Regions from separate parts of the Homo sapiens genome. Here regions 1 and 3 are each linked to region 2. The links are chromatin contacts, found by Hi-C or POLR2A ChIA-PET in ENCODE. All regions are on one chromosome and are shown on one strand. The core of a region is the stretch at or near the end of the contact, and the rest is flanking DNA. Distances in the headings are between cores, read along the strand shown.

Evidence for each region. Hi-C counts contacts between places; a loop is a spot of excess contacts on that map. ChIA-PET counts read pairs that join two places held with the same protein, here RNA polymerase II (POLR2A). Pooled maps may share reads with other maps.
Region 1: a map of naive thymus-derived CD4-positive, alpha-beta T cell shows a loop between it and region 2 (25-fold over the local background). The contact joins the enhancer-like site here to the promoter of MINPP1 in region 2. A Hi-C loop is called at or near these places in 1 of 168 maps with a recorded cell type or tissue (naive thymus-derived CD4-positive, alpha-beta T cell) and 6 of 50 pooled maps. POLR2A ChIA-PET finds 5 or more read pairs at or near these places in 1 of 52 experiments (activated B cell).
Region 3: a map of CD8-positive, alpha-beta T cell shows a loop between it and region 2 (14-fold over the local background). The contact joins the enhancer-like site here to the promoter of MINPP1 in region 2. A Hi-C loop is called at or near these places in 3 of 168 maps with a recorded cell type or tissue (B cell, CD8-positive, alpha-beta T cell and chondrocyte), 3 of 37 single-sample maps with no recorded cell type and 11 of 50 pooled maps. POLR2A ChIA-PET finds 5 or more read pairs at or near these places in 1 of 52 experiments (A549).

What each region holds. Positions count from the first base shown.
Region 1 is chr10:86,710,364-86,713,452 of GRCh38, forward strand. All of the region lies in intron 9 of LDB3 (LIM domain binding 3), which reads left to right. Among named protein-coding and RNA genes, the nearest start is that of LDB3, 43 kb to the left of the region's middle. RefSeq lists enhancers at 425-1,044, 1,045-1,664, 2,209-2,258 and a silencer at 779-1,468. Within about 2 kb of position 1,493, at least 35 of the 41 ENCODE cell types and tissues checked have a DNase peak (open chromatin) inside an H3K27ac peak, as active enhancers do.
Region 2 is chr10:87,503,602-87,506,371 of GRCh38, forward strand. MINPP1 (multiple inositol-polyphosphate phosphatase 1) reads left to right here and starts at 1,292. Exons shown (of 5, transcript NM_004897.5): 1 at 1,292-1,951. The coding sequence starts at 1,315. It overlaps MIR4678 (microRNA 4678), which reads left to right and starts at 280; the gene lies at 280-353. LOC112268064 (a long non-coding RNA gene) reads right to left here and starts at 1,233. Exons shown (of 2, transcript XR_002957094.2): 1 at 734-1,233. RefSeq lists enhancers at 1,262-1,351, 1,512-1,571.
Region 3 is chr10:86,937,036-86,939,762 of GRCh38, forward strand. MMRN2 (multimerin 2) reads right to left here. Exons shown (of 7, transcript NM_024756.3): 7 at 1-90. Among named protein-coding and RNA genes, the nearest start is that of MMRN2, 19 kb to the right of the region's middle. RefSeq lists an enhancer at 2,417-2,711. Within about 2 kb of position 1,361, at least 3 of the 41 ENCODE cell types and tissues checked have a DNase peak (open chromatin) inside an H3K27ac peak, as active enhancers do.

The sequences.
Region 1 (3,089 bases), core at 243-2,742, 790 kb before region 2:
AGGATCGCCTGAGGTCGGGAGTTTGAGACCGCCGGGGCCAACATGGCGAAACCCCATCTCTACTAAAGATTCAAAAATTAGCCGGGCGTGGTGGCACCCACCTGTAATCCCAGCTACTCGGGAGGCTGAGGCAGGAGAATCGCCGGGAGGCCGAGGTTGCAGTGAGCCGAGACTGCACCATTGCACTCCAGCCTGGGCGACAGAATGAGACTCCATCTTCTCTGTGTCATGCCAGTGTGCGAGATTTGGCCGCAGCCATGGGGGTACAGAACAGCACATAAGGAGCCTAGACTCGGGAGCAGGTCCTATCCAGGCGCAGGGAGAAACCCCAGGGAAGTTTTCTCTGCCGCTGGAGCCCAGGGAGATGAGACAGGCACTGAGTCAGGGCAGGCCTTGCTTCGGGGCGCTGGTTCATGAAGCTCGCTCTGACAGCAGGGCTGAGTGTGGGCGGTCGAAGCGGCTTTTGCCCGAGACAGAGGCCGGTGCCACGGCCTGCTCTGCTCTCGAAGGCAAAGTGCCTCATCCATCCAGGCTGCGCTGTTCATGGACACCTTGTGTTCTGGGGATGGAATGAAGCACCCAGCACAGCGTCTGTCACACGGGAGGTGCCCTTCTCTGTCCCTACAGAGAAGGGGCAAGGATAGACGGTTCTGAGGTGAAAACTCCGCAGGGCGAGGTGGCATTTTGCAGTAGTGAAAAGCCTTAGATGGAGCAGTGGGAAGAGGCTGCCCCTGCAGAGACTGGGAACACAGGGAGGGGAGGCTGGAGAGGAGTTGGAGGAGAAGCGGCGGGTGGAGGCGAGGCCTTGCCGGGGCACAAGGAGGACATTTCCGTCTCTTCCTGGGGAGGCGCTTCTGGCACCTTCCGGGGCGGCCTCCGGCTGTCTTCGCCCAGCCCGCCAGGCGGCGTCAGGGCTCCGGGGGCGCGCGGCCAGCCCGCCCTGCGTCTCCTTCCTCCTCCTTCCCGGGCTGGGGCCCAGGCGAGCGAGACGGGCCGGAGCCGCGGGCCCCCGCGCCGTTCCCAGGCCGCGCAGACATTAACTCATTCCTGCCTAGGGGGAAAGAGGCGGCCGGGCGGGCGCGCGCTGGAGTCGGCCTGCCTCCACCTCCCTCTCCGGGAGGCCCGGCTGCCAAGCGGAGTCCGGGGGCGGCTGGCAGGCGGCCCCGTATGAAGTGGGGCGTGTGGTCCCGAGCCCCCCTCCGCTCCCCTTCCCTCCAGGCTCTTCGGATCCGGGCGTCAGAGAGGGCGGGGAGCCCGCGCGGGACCCGGAGCGCCGCGGCCGCAGCCGCAGCTCCCCCCGGGGCCTCCTCCGGGCCGAGGGCGGCGTTCGCAGGCCGGATCTTATCGCTGGCGCCCGAGGTGGGCGGCCGCTCCCCGGAACACCTGAGGCCCGGGAGGGGGCGGGCGGCGGCGGCGCGGAGACCCTGCGCGCGGGCCGGGGACGGTCACGTTGGCCCGCGGGCCGGGCGGCGGCCAGGCGCTTGCGGAGAGCCGGGCCCGGCCCGGCGTGAGTCAGAAATCACCTTGTTTAATTACATATCCCCGAGCCCGCCGAGTGCGATAGGGGACTTTTGAACTTGCCAATTAGAGATGAAATATCACCTTCTAATTTAGACTGGCTTAATTCCGTCACGCAAAAATAGCAACAGCCCCGGGGCTGCGAGATGGGATATCAGGTCTCTCCTGGCGTGACGGCGAGCCAGGCTGAAGGATGCAGAAGCTGAGGGCTGCGAAGCGCCACTGCCTGCTCGCCCCCCGACGGAGTCGGGGTTGCGACGGGGGAACGGAGCTGCCGGGCCGGGCCACCGAGGCCGGGGAGGTTCCTTCTCTGGGTGGGTTAGCCCCAAGCAAGGAAGCCGTCAAATCGGGGTCCAGATTCTAGCCTGCCTCTGTGAGACCTCTGTGTTGTGGGGGCTGGAAAAGAAAAGGAGGTGGATCCGGGAGTCTGTAAGGCCTTCCGATGGAGGGAAGCGACTGCCAGGCAGGGGGAATAGGGTTAGTATTGCTGGAGGGAGGCAGGAAAGGTGGGCCAGGGCCCTGTTTACTTGAAAGGGGGCGTACTAAAGCCTGTTTTGCTGCTTGGGGAGTTTCTAAGCGGGCATCTGCTGTTGAGTCTGGCAGCCTGAGCTCGTTTCGGCTAAGCAGTTCACCAGCTGGATGACTTGGAGGCAGCCATTTAAGCTCTCCAAGTCTCAGTTCCTCATCTGTAAAATGGACTTGCAAATATTATCTGCCTCCTTGGATTGCAGCGAGTAATAAGGCACGTAAAGGGCCTGGCATGTGGAAGCAGTCATTTTGGTGAAGGCAGCACCACGCAATAGAAATTTCCTATTAGCCACATTTTTAAAAAATAAAAGAAAGCAAGTTAAATTCATTTTAATATATTTTCTTTGACTACATATATTTAAGATATCAGGCCGGACGCAGTGGCTCACGCCAGTAATCCCAGCACTTTGGGAGGCCGAGGCGGGCGGATCATAAGGTCAGAAGATCGAGACCACCAGGGTAACACGGTGAAACCCCGTCTCTACTAAAAAAGTACAAAAAATTAGCCGGGCGTGGTGGCGGGCGCCTGTAGTCCCAGCTACTCGGGAGGCTATGGCAGGAGAATCACTTGAACCCAGGAGGCAGAGGTGGCTGTGAAGCCGAGATTGCGCCACTGCACTCCAACTTGGGCGACAGAGCAAGGCTCCGTCTCAAAAATATATATATATATATATAATTTCAACATATAATCAATATAAAATAATTATTAATGTGCCTTCAAAATCTGGTGTGTGTTTTACACTAACGGCACTTCTTGGTCGGACTAGCCACATTTCAGCTGCTCATCGGCCACGTAGCACTATGTATTGGACACCGCAGGATTAGGGCTTCTGGTCTTAATCTTTTTATTTTTTGAGATGGAGTTTCTCTTTTGTTGCCCAGGCTGGAGTACAATGGCACGACTTCGACTCACTGCAACCTCCACCTCCCGGGTTCAAGAGATTCTCCTGCCTTAGCCTCCCGAGTAGCTGGGTTTACAAGGCGCCCACCACCATGCCCGGCTACTAGAAGTTTTAGTAGAGACGGGGTTTCACCATGTTGGC
Region 2 (2,770 bases), core at 42-2,541:
CTCCAAATTTTCAGCATTCATAGGCTGGCCCCGTTTCTTCTTGGTTAACATTTAGAGGCACGCCTAAACTTAGAGGAACACCTCTCTAAACCAAGGAGACACTTAAAGAGAAAAGGAGTAAAGATGGTGATGGGCTTATAAAGAGCAATGTAATAGTGTCTTTGAAGCAAAAGCTAACTTAATGAAAACGTGGTCCCAATTTCCTTAAATCTGGATCACCGTACGACTTCTGTAATACTTATTATTTCCCCAGCTGGCAAATAAACTGGAGTTCAAGTGGGAAAAAACAAGGTATTGTTCAGACTTATGATTTTTGGGGTCAAAGATTCTGAGCAATAACCTATTAAAAAACCCAGCTTTTGATTTGAGTATGTAAGTAAGTACATGGGAGGAACGTATGGATCTGGAGTGGTGGTAAATACAGAGCATGTTTGCTTCGCAAAGCAGATTAGCTCATACTTAATAATAGAGTAAATCTGTTGGGCCATGACTCAATGCACCCAAATTCTCTAGATTGCTATGTCTCTACTCGCTAAGCCTTCGGGAACAACAAGCACAGAACTTTTAGGGTGCTGTCTCACTGATGTCGGCGTTAGCTCTGGTAGTCCAGGTCAAGATTATACCAAAGATTCAGGACTTAAATTCCTGCAGAATGTAAGCCCCTTTCCAAGTTCTCTGCTTTACTGTATCCTGTTTATTTTCAAACTCAAATGGAAAAAAACGAAACAAAAACCTTGGGCTTCAAGAGGCATCCTGCCGCAAGGCCCAGCGATGTGAATTTTCAACAACCGTCTCAGGCAGATTTCATGCTGATGGTTCAGGCACTAAACTTTGAAAAACACAGTATCACAGAGTAGGGATGGTGATGTAAGAGTCATCTGTAAAAGCTGTGCTGTTTTGGCAGCCTGGGAGGCTAAGGTTTAGTCTAGGCGACTAAGGTTTAGTCCGGGCTGTATTCACACCCAAAACAACTAAAAAAGCGGAGGAGTCTTTGAGTCAATCCCTGAAGCTCCGGCTAAGAGGAAACTCGCCCACGCTCCAGGGCAGCGACGCCGGCTCCACCTCAGCCACGGCTGTCTCAAGCTTCTCGGGGTTTTCCGCCGGCTCCACCCGAGCCACAAGTCTACAGGACTCCTCGGAGCTTTCCGCCGGGACGCAAGACCCACCGCCAGAGGTTGGTACCTCCTAGAGAACAGCGAAGCGCATCCCGAGGGCCGCCGGCCGGAAGCGCCCTCCAGACCCGCCCCCTGCCCTCCGGAGCCGGAAGCTGGGCATCTGCAGCTGGCTCGGCGCACTCCACTGACCGTCCCGACGATGCTACGCGCGCCCGGCTGCCTCCTCCGGACCTCCGTAGCGCCTGCCGCGGCCCTGGCTGCGGCGCTGCTCTCGTCGCTTGCGCGCTGCTCTCTTCTAGAGCCGAGGGACCCGGTGGCCTCGTCGCTCAGCCCCTATTTCGGCACCAAGACTCGCTACGAGGATGTCAACCCCGTGCTATTGTCGGGCCCCGAGGCTCCGTGGCGGGACCCTGAGCTGCTGGAGGGGACCTGCACCCCGGTGCAGCTGGTCGCCCTCATTCGCCACGGCACCCGCTACCCCACGGTCAAACAGATCCGCAAGCTGAGGCAGCTGCACGGGTTGCTGCAGGCCCGCGGGTCCAGGGATGGCGGGGCTAGTAGTACCGGCAGCCGCGACCTGGGTGCAGCGCTGGCCGACTGGCCTTTGTGGTACGCGGACTGGATGGACGGGCAGCTAGTAGAGAAGGGACGGCAGGATATGCGACAGCTGGCGCTGCGTCTGGCCTCGCTCTTCCCGGCCCTTTTCAGCCGTGAGAACTACGGCCGCCTGCGGCTCATCACCAGTTCCAAGCACCGCTGCATGGATAGCAGCGCCGCCTTCCTGCAGGGGCTGTGGCAGCACTACCACCCTGGCTTGCCGCCGCCGGACGTCGCAGGTGACCCCCCGGGCGGCCCGTGTGCTGTCCCGGTCCTCCCACCCGCCCTGGATGCTCTCCCGCCTCCCCCAGACCCTGGGCTTTTCCGATGCCCCCCAGTTCTCTTTCCTCTTTTCCCAAGCCATCATCCCTCGGGCTACGTCCTCCCTGTCGAGGGATATTACAGACTTGGCTATCTCTTTTTCCCCTTACACGTATGTTCATTTATTAATTCATCAGGTGTAAATTCAGCACCTTGTACTCGCTGCCTGCTTTAGTAGAGTTGGGGATCCAACAGGAAAGGGGACAGACGAGGTCTCCCGCAATTTTTGCGCTCCCGTTCCCAAACTGAATTGCCCCTTCGAGCGCCAACCCATCCCTTCCCCCTTCCCTGGCGTCTAGTTTCACAATTGGGCGCACGTTTTAAAAAACAGAATCTAGAATTTTCTTCCTCGGGCTTTGCTTCCGATACTAGTTTTTCCTTCTTTCTTTTTTTTTTTTTTTAAACTCATCATCTTTTTCAGATGACAGTTTTAGACCTACACCCTGTTTTAGGAACCTGATCTCAAGCCTTTGTGTCCTCCTTTTTTCTTCTGTTTTGTTCATGTTTTTACTGTAGCGTTCCCATCGTTGTAGCTGTGGTCCGTGGTCACAAGCAGTAACAACTCATTTATTCCATTAATTACACTTTTTCGAAATTTGAGAAATCATCTAGTAAGGCCCCGTTATTTCACAGGTGAAGAACCCGAGCCCAAGAGTATGCCTTCTTAATTGTCTTTCTCTAAGGTCTAGTATCCAAGTCTTCTGTTTTCCTAGAATGGTTCTTTTTCTCTTAGAAAA
Region 3 (2,727 bases), core at 111-2,610, 570 kb before region 2:
TGCCAATGTTGATGTATGTGGTGTTGAACTTCACTGTCTGCAGGGCAGCCGTCCCTTCTGAAAAGCTGGCATAGAAGGCCACAGGGGATCCTGAAACATAACAGGACAGTGCTTAGTGATTCATCCCTTACACCATTGGGTGGGAAATTAAACCCTGAGACCTACCGTCCTCACCTTATTAGCAATGGAAATAGGTCACTATTTCTAGATAACCTAGATATTCCCAACAGCAGTGTTATTGCAGGAGAAAAGCTAGATGGCCAATTCTGTTTTTCACTAATAGAGAGGAAGGAAAATGCAAGTCTGTTGTCTGAGCTGGTGTACATTTTAACAAAATACTTTCATTTTTTTTTTAGACAGGGACTCACTCTGTCTCCCAGGCTGGAGTGCAGCAGTGGTCATGACTCACTGCAGCCCTTTTTTTTTTTTAACGTAGAGATGGAGTCTTACTATGTTGCCCAGGCTGATCTGGAGCTCCTGGGCTCAAGTGATCCTCCAGCCTCAGCTTCCCAAAATGTTGGGCTTGCAGGTGAGCCACCATGCCCAGCCACAAAGCACTTTCTCGTTTGATCCCTTTTCCTTCCAACTTCCTTGAGAGACAGTATCCCTGATTGACAAAACAGGTTGAATCCTTCACCGGCTGCCCAAGGCTACATGGTTTGTAAATGGCAGGCTGGGACAGGAACACGGGTCTCTGACTCCCAGACGACCACCACTTGCTAGGAATCTTGAGATACTCAGGGGAGAGGGAGAAAATATCCATCCTCAAGGTAATAATAATGCTAACACTGGGAAGGTATCTGCAGAGCCATGAAGGCTGGATCCTCCTGGATGTTGAAGACAGAACCTTGGAGAAAGAAGGAAAGAGCAGGTGGAGCCAGGGAAGAGAAGCCCCTTCAAGCTGGTCTTCTTTTTTTTAGTTGATAAAGGGTCTCTTGTTGCCCAGACTGGAGTGCATTGGCGATCATGGCTCACTGCAGCCTCAACTTCCTGGGCTCAAGCAATCCTCCCACCTCAGCCACCTGAGTAGCTGGGTCTACAGGCATACGCCATCATGCCTGGCTAATTTTTTATTTTTTGTAGAGACAGAGTCTTGCTCTGTTGCCCAGGCTGGTCTCAAACTCCTGAGCTCAAGCGGTCCTCCCACCTCAACCCCGCAAAGTGCTGGGATTACAGGTGTGAGCCACTGTTACTGGCCAAGCTGGTCATCTTACATATGGGTAAATTGAGGCCCAGAAAGAAAAAGCTTATTGCTCCAGACCACACAACTAGTAAATTACCAAGCCTCCTGGGAACAGACCTTGAATCTCTAGACTTCTGGTTCTCTGCAGGGACCACTTTGGCCAGCCTTAGGACAGGAACACTGACAGAACACTGGTGCCAGGCCCATGCACGGGCACAGAAGCAGAGGAAGCTGCCATGTGTGGAGGGTGTACAAACAGCCAGGAAGAAGCCAGTCCTGCTGCCTGGACAGCATGGTTGGGCAGCTGGGGACAGGGTCATGAGATGGCACAGGAAAGGTAAGTCCTACTTGGGTCCTGGCTGTGACACTGGCCTTGGCACCAACGAGGTCATGTCCACCATGGGGTTCCTCAACTTGCTCCCTCTGTAGGGGTTTAAAACAAGGTCCCCATTTCTTAGGTGATAAAACCAAAGCCTTCAGAGGAGCAGTTTGCTGAGCAATTACTGACTTGGGTCCCGGAACTCAAGCCTCAGCTCTTTGACTCCCAATCCAGCAAGCCTTTGTGAATAAAAAAATGTTGCTTTTCTCTAGTTCTGGAAGATTTTCTGAGAATTAGACAGCTGAGAATAGCTTTCTCATTTGTGTTCAGATTGTGTCAAATCAGCCGGGCGCAGTGGCTCACGCCTGTAATCCCAGCACTTTGGGAGGCCAAGGCGGGCGGATCACCTGAAGTCGGGAATTCGAGACCAGCGTGACCAACATGGAGAAATCCCATCTCTACTAAAAATACAAAATTAGCCAGGCGTGGTGGGGCATACCTGTAATCCCAGCTACTTGGGAGGCTGAGGCATGAGAATCGCTTGCACCCGGGAGGCGGAGGTTGCCGTGAGCCGAGATCACGCCGTTGCACTCCAGCCTGGGCAACGAGAGTGAAACTCCGTCAAAAAAAAAAAAAAAAAAAAATGCCGGGCGCAATGGCTCACGCCTGTAATCCCAGCACTTTGGAAGGCCGAGGTGGGCGGATCACGAGGTCAGGAGATAGAGACCAGCCTGGCCAACATGGTGAAATCCCGTCTCTACTAAAACTACAAAAATTAGCTGGGCATGGTGGCAGGCGCCTGTAATCCTAGCTACTCGGGAGGCTGAGGCAGGAGAATCGTTTGAACCCGGAAGGCGGAGGTTGCAGTGAGCCGAGATCGTGCCATTGCACTCCACCCTGAGCGAAAGGGCGAGACTCCGTCTCAAAAAAAAAAAAAAAAAAAAAAAAAAAAAAAAGATTGTGCCCAAGTCAGAGGCCGGCGGCTGCCTCTGCAATTCCCCTAACACCCTGCAGGTGGTTCTCTTGCCTAGCCGAAGGAAGGCCGGCCCGCAGCGCCCTCTACCGGTGCTAGGCCCTCGTTCCGGCCGTTCCGTCCGGGCGCCTGCGCAGGGAGTTCCGCCGCAGAGAGAGACCCCCACCCCAACCCAGCCTTGCGCCTGACAGGCCCTAAGATGCGGGAAGGGCTGTGCAAACTCAGAGTGTGCTTCCCTGCAGGGCACACATT